Regions from separate parts of the Homo sapiens genome. Here region 2 is linked to region 1. Evidence: read pairs that join two places in POLR2A ChIA-PET (ENCODE). Cell type or tissue: MCF 10A. All regions are shown on one strand. Each heading gives the region's core, and the rest is flanking DNA. Links, peaks and the distances in the headings are about the cores only.

Evidence for each region. Peaks named below come from ENCODE experiments on the same cell type or tissue, not always from the same donor. Only the 100,000 strongest peaks of a DNase experiment are listed, where the experiment ranks them.
Region 2: POLR2A ChIA-PET joins it to region 1 with 5 read pairs; 1 of 35 experiments calls an interaction of 5 or more read pairs at or near these places.

What each region holds. Positions count from the first base shown.
Region 1 is chr15:63,134,356-63,137,276 of GRCh38, forward strand. The region is part of intron 5 of LACTB (lactamase beta); the gene reads left to right. Among named protein-coding and RNA genes, the nearest start is that of LACTB, 14 kb to the left of the region's middle. In MCF 10A, for the core only: no CTCF peak of the experiment used is centred there; a DNase peak (open chromatin) is centred at 1,656.
Region 2 is chr15:62,899,397-62,902,317 of GRCh38, forward strand. No RefSeq gene overlaps it. Among named protein-coding and RNA genes, the nearest start is that of MIR190A, 77 kb to the left of the region's middle. In MCF 10A, for the core only: no CTCF peak of the experiment used is centred there; a DNase peak (open chromatin) is centred at 1,195.

The sequences.
Region 1 (2,921 bases), core at 300-2,799:
AAAGTTTAATTCCCCCTTGCAGCATTCCTGAGGTGAGCTGTTCTGATTGGTTCCCCACAAGCCTTTAAGAGGCCAGATTCATCCATCTTACTGCTCCTCTCTCCACAGTGGTGTCCCTGTCTGTACACCTGAAGCTCAATCACAGCCCTGCAGGTGCCCCAGCCTCCTGAAAAGAGAAAGGGTATGGAGCATGTACTCAGGGCCTTAAGGTCTCCAGACTTGCAAGTGTCACACTTCATTTCTGTCCACCTTCTGTTGGCAAAAACTTAGCTGTATGGTCACACTTTGCGACAAGGGAGGCTGAGAAATGTAATTTGTAGCTGAGCAGGCATGTGCCTTGCTTTACTTTATTACTAATGAAGAAGAGTCAATTTTGTGAACAACCAGCCATCTATGCCACTGGCCACTGTGTTGCTCCATAAAACTTCTGTTTTAGAAGGGTGTGATGTGTGTGTGATGTGTGTGTGTGTGTGTGTGTGTGTGTTTTCATTCAGTCAAAAGGAGAAATATATTCCTCACTGTGGGTTGAGGTTAAAAAAAAAGTTTGAAAGCCATTCAGTGGACTATGTCAAACTAAAATTTTATTATAATTTTTGCTAGTAATTTGTGAAAGGGGCTTTGGAAGAGAATTTTGAATGTTAATTACTGATAGGAATTTTACAGTTATATTTTATTTTCCATTTTATTATTTGATTTGTTAGAAAGGTAGCACATTTAACAAATCAACTATTACTTTTACCTTGCATATTTCCATTAGTACATGCTTTACAAATGGTTTAATTGTACTTTATAAAGAAATAGATGAAATGGTGGCTTTTTTTGGAAAATTTTTTAGCTTTGTGTTCTTATCTACATACTAGTTTTGTTCAATCTTCTGTTGTATTTAAATTATAATTGTTCAATTATCAGCTTATTTAAAAGGATTAAATATGCATTGCAAATCAGTTTGTGGCCTAAAAGAGATTTCTTGGGGACCCAAAATAAATTAGATTAGCAACAAGCAATGAATTTTAATTTTTTAAATGGCCTGTGGTTCTCAACTACTTCAGACTCTTTGTGTTTATTATTTTTGGATCTAGCATTATATTTTACTGGAAAGCACAAGAAAAATGATAAATACCATTGGGAGGCCAAGAGGGGTGGATTGCTTGAGCCTCGGTGTTCAAGACCAGCCTGGGCAACATGGTGAAACCCTGTCAGACAATACAAAAAAAATCAGCCGGGCATGGTGGCATGCGCCTGTAGTCCCAGCTACTTGGAGGCTGAGCGGGGAGGATCACCTGAGCCCAGGAAGTTGATGCCGCAGTGAGCTGTGATCATGCCACTGCACTCTAACCTGATGATGGAATGAGACCCTGTCTCAAAAACAAAAGACAAATACCAGAAGTTGTCAGTTGAATCTAAAAAAAGATTCTCTAGTAAAGATGGCATGGATGTATGACCTTACTATGATTTAGATCTAGACATCTGAAAGTTTGAAAATGGACGTCTAGCTCTGTGTATAAGGGGGAGAAGGACGTTATGTCCACTCATTGAGCCTCTTTTCTAAGCTAGAAATTAAGTCTCTGTGAATGTGCAGACTGCAGAGCAGCTATTATTTCCTGTTTTCTTGATGAGTAATTAACTTGTGACTTGCGCAAAAATCAAAATATGCCATATGATGGTGAGTCAATTTCATTTTCTTTTCTTTTTTTTTTTTTTTTTGAGACAAGATCTCACTCTGTTGCCTAGGCAGGAATGCAGTGGCACAATCATACCTCACTGCAGCCTTGAACTCCCTGGCTCAAGTGATCCTCCTGTATCAGCCTTCCAAGTAGCTGGAACTACAGATGTGTGCCACCACACCTGGCTGATTTTTAAATTTTTTTGTAGAGATGAGATCTTGCTGTGTTTCCCAGGCTGATCTCCTGACCTCAAATGATCCTCCCTCCTCAGCCTCCCAAAGTGTTGGGATTACAGGCGTGAGCCTAGCTCATTTTATTTTCTATTCTTTGAAAAAAGGCGATGGGTTTCTATCTCTAGTGTTAAGGGTCCCTATCAGCTCTGAGATGCTTTTGGTTTGGTTTTTTTGTTTTGTCTTGTTTTAATTTTTGGTAGTTCTCGATGGTTCTAAAGGGTAGTTGATTCATTTTAGTTAGATAAAATGGGCTGCTGAAATAAAATAGGGCACTAAAAGAGGAAATATTGTTACCTAGGAAAATGTTTTGTCTGTTTGCTTTATTTATTTTATTTGATACAGTATCTATTTGGGCCTCTAAAACTCAACTCTGATTCTTTTTTGTAATAATTATTTTAAAGGAGTTTAAAGGCACCAGCTTTTTGGGGGAGTTCAGGGAGTAAAAGGAATCTCTTCAAAGATACAGGCAAAAATAAAACCTTGAAGTAAAACTTAATAAATATATATGTTTGGATTCATTTGTTTTATGGTACCATTTTGAGGGGAAAAAAATGTTTCCAGCTTCGTTATGTAGTCTACTGACTTGTTGGGTATAACCATAAACCTGTTTATAATATCCTGACTAAGGCTTTTTAGAGTTACTATGTTTCCAGGAGTAAATATTTCTCTTCTTTATCACTTCTCTGTGTGTTTATGCATGTGTTTAAAATAGTACCATACGGTGTCTGTCACCTGTTTAAAAGTATCTCACCAGAATCCCACCTCACAATAGCACTTAAATTCTTTTGCTCAGATTTGAGTCACAACATCACACTTAGCTGTAAGGGAGGCAAGAGAATTGTTTTTAACTGGATATGTTGTTGTCTTGAATAAAATTGGGATTTTCTTAAATGGAACAGTGGGGACACTGTTTCTGTTTAGGCACATAACTATACTGATTCTGTGTAGCAAATATACTCTGTATAGGCAAGTACACTAAATAACCCAGTAAGTGAACATCACAAAGGAGCTCAGTGAATGTTCT
Region 2 (2,921 bases), core at 206-2,705, 240 kb before region 1:
TTGTAATAGACCAGCTGTGGCTTCTCTCAACACCAGTATGTCCAAGGAGGATGCATTTTTATTGCTTTTGTGGTCTTAACAAAAAAGATTCATGAGCATTGTATAAAAGGCATATTAAAACAATTCGGTAAAAGGATGAAAGAAAAATAGAGTGCTTGTAGATTTTTTTTCAGGACGCACACACCTATACCTGTATAAAAACGTTGTATTACGGAAGCTCTCACACATACACAAAAGTAGCATGAATAGCACGTTGGACCCCGATGTACTCAAGACCCACCTTCAGCAATGGGAGTGCTGTGTTTATGAGAGTCCCAATTAAAGCAACATTGCTCTTAACATTTTCCCCATGTGTCAACAAGCTCCAGTGACCCCATAATGCAAACTTATTCAATCCCCTGATATCCAAGCACCTGAAATTACCCCTCATCTCATTCCCCAACTGCCTCGAGCTCCTATCTGAAGTAAGAGAGAGGTAAGTTCACCAATTTGCCCTAAATTACACTGGAATCCGGGCAAGTGCCTTTAACACAGGATCTGTTCAGTAAGAGTTGAAAAAATAATAATAGCAGAAGAAGAATGAATGAGTTTTGAGCACTCACTATGTGCTATGCCGTCTTCTGAGTGCTCTCCCTGTTTTATTTCACTGAATTCTCACCCCAAGCCTGAACTGTATATTCTGTCTTCATCCCTGTTTTACAAATGAGGAAATCTGACACAAGCAAGCTAAACCACTTGCCCAATTTCACGCAGTTATTTAGGGGCAGGGCTAGGATTTGAACCCACACCTCCTTACTTGATAGTCTATCTTCTTAGCCAGTACACTGGGGTGCGGTTCTGAATCAGGTGACCGCTGAAAAAAAAGCCTGACACAGGCAAAGTGATTCCTGCCAGAACAGGTGAGGATGAAGAAGAAAGTTGCCTTTATCAAACACTGCAGTGCAATACACAGAGACCAGGCACTGTGCTAAAGCAAAAACTGTAACCTTCCACAAAGACCATCACTACCTTACACAAAAAATATTTCATCTGCCCAGCAGCTGCCTATCCTACCCCAGACTGGCATCACTCTTGCTATTTGTTCTTTGTAGCCAAGTAAAAATTATTTCAGAACAATTCTGTTTTGAAATGTCATGTCCTAACAGCCTCTTGCCATAGAGCTACAGGTCATGATTGCGAGATAATATTCGTCATCCAAACTGGTAGAGGCCCTTCCTGAATGAGTGGCTGTCCTGGCTCCTCAGTGCCAGGCTGTGGGTGGGATTGCATGCTTTTGAAAAAAATAAGTGCCTTATACGCAAGTATGCATAGAAAAAAGTCCGGAAAAACATCAACCAAATATTAGCGAGTGCCAGCGTCTGCCCACTCACAGCGGCCGGGGGAGGGCTGGTCATAGGGATTTTTCTTTTTTGCTTATCTCAATTTTTAAATTTGTTCCACCATGAATATGGATTACCTGTGTTACAGAGAGTAAAGGAAGAAAAGTTAGGAGAGGAAACAAGAAAGGAAGAGGAAAATGATACTCCAAGGTACCCCACAGCAGTCTGGGGCTGGGGTGGTAACAAAGGCAGCAGGAGGGGCCGAAGGCAGAAGCATGGCACCAAATGAGGCAGGTGGGGCCCTTGCAAAGTTGGTTCCTCTTGTGGGTGGGTGTTGGAGGGAGACAGCCCATTCAGGTTAGGCCCAGGCTGGTTTTAAAGGTCATGGTGCGTGGGGCTCTCACCCCATCCTCACAGGACCCTGTGGCACACGGGGTGCCCTGCAAGTCAGCCTGAGGAAAAACACACACCGCCCCAGCTCTGATTTCCGGAGGGGCCGGGGGCGACGCGAAGCAGGTGCGTGCTGACACCTCCTCCGGGGCCACGCTCATTTGGCACACTCCTAGGCTGTTTGTTCTTAAAGGCTGCATCTTTGAGACTAAAAATAACCCTCAGTTCAGCTTGGCTGTTCTTTCTCTGACCTGGTGACAGAGATGGGGGCGATGCTCCCGGCTTGGGGTGTTTCCAGCCTAGGCTGCCCTTTTTCCACCGTATTCCCTGCCCAGCCAGCCATGCTTCATCATGATCCCTTGGTTTAAAAAAAGAAAGGAAGGAAGAAAGAATGAGAGAGAGGGATTTGTAGGCTCTACCAGGTAGGAAAGTCACAAGGCCTCACTAGAATAGCAAGTCGATGCCACTAGAATAGCAAGGGAGGGATCTTGAACTAAAGTGACAACCCCTTTATCAACTAGGAAGCACCATGCAAATGTGAGTTCCGCTGCAGCATGAGGTGGGATCCGAAGGGTGCCACAAAGCCGGGTTTACCCCCAAAGAGCTCCACAACTTTACACATCCACCATTAGAATTATTCCTTTCAGATTCAAAAATTGTGCCCTGTTAAAATATCTGGGAGGGTTGGTGCTGGCGATTAGAAGTGACGCTTTCTTAGGAGGCCAGAGATCAATGCAATTTAAAAACCTTATAAATACGGGACCTCAATTCCATTCTGATCCTTATTCCTGTGCCTAAGGACCCACGGGTAGGTGTAATCAGTATCCCTCATGGAGGAGAAAACAGCCTCAGAGCTACAGTGTTGCAGAGATGCAGCTGTGATTCCAACCCACTGCCCTCATTATTACCAGTCAGTGACTGGAGTAGCTGCTCAGCTCCTCAGGGCCCTGAGGAGGGCAGTGGGACAGAGCAGGGATGACTGTTGGAGGAGAACCCACCTCTAGGGGCCTATAGGAGAGGGCTGCTTACAGGCCAAAGACACACCTCACCCTTTCACAGTTTTACGGAGGGCCATCCTGCCTCACAGACAATAGGGAAGAAGGTGCTAGAGCTACAGATCCCACATGGGGGTGGCAAAAAGATTTGTCTGGAGTTCCCACCGCAATTGTTTCCTGATGCTGCCTGGAGCTCTGTGTTGAGCAATGAGGCGTG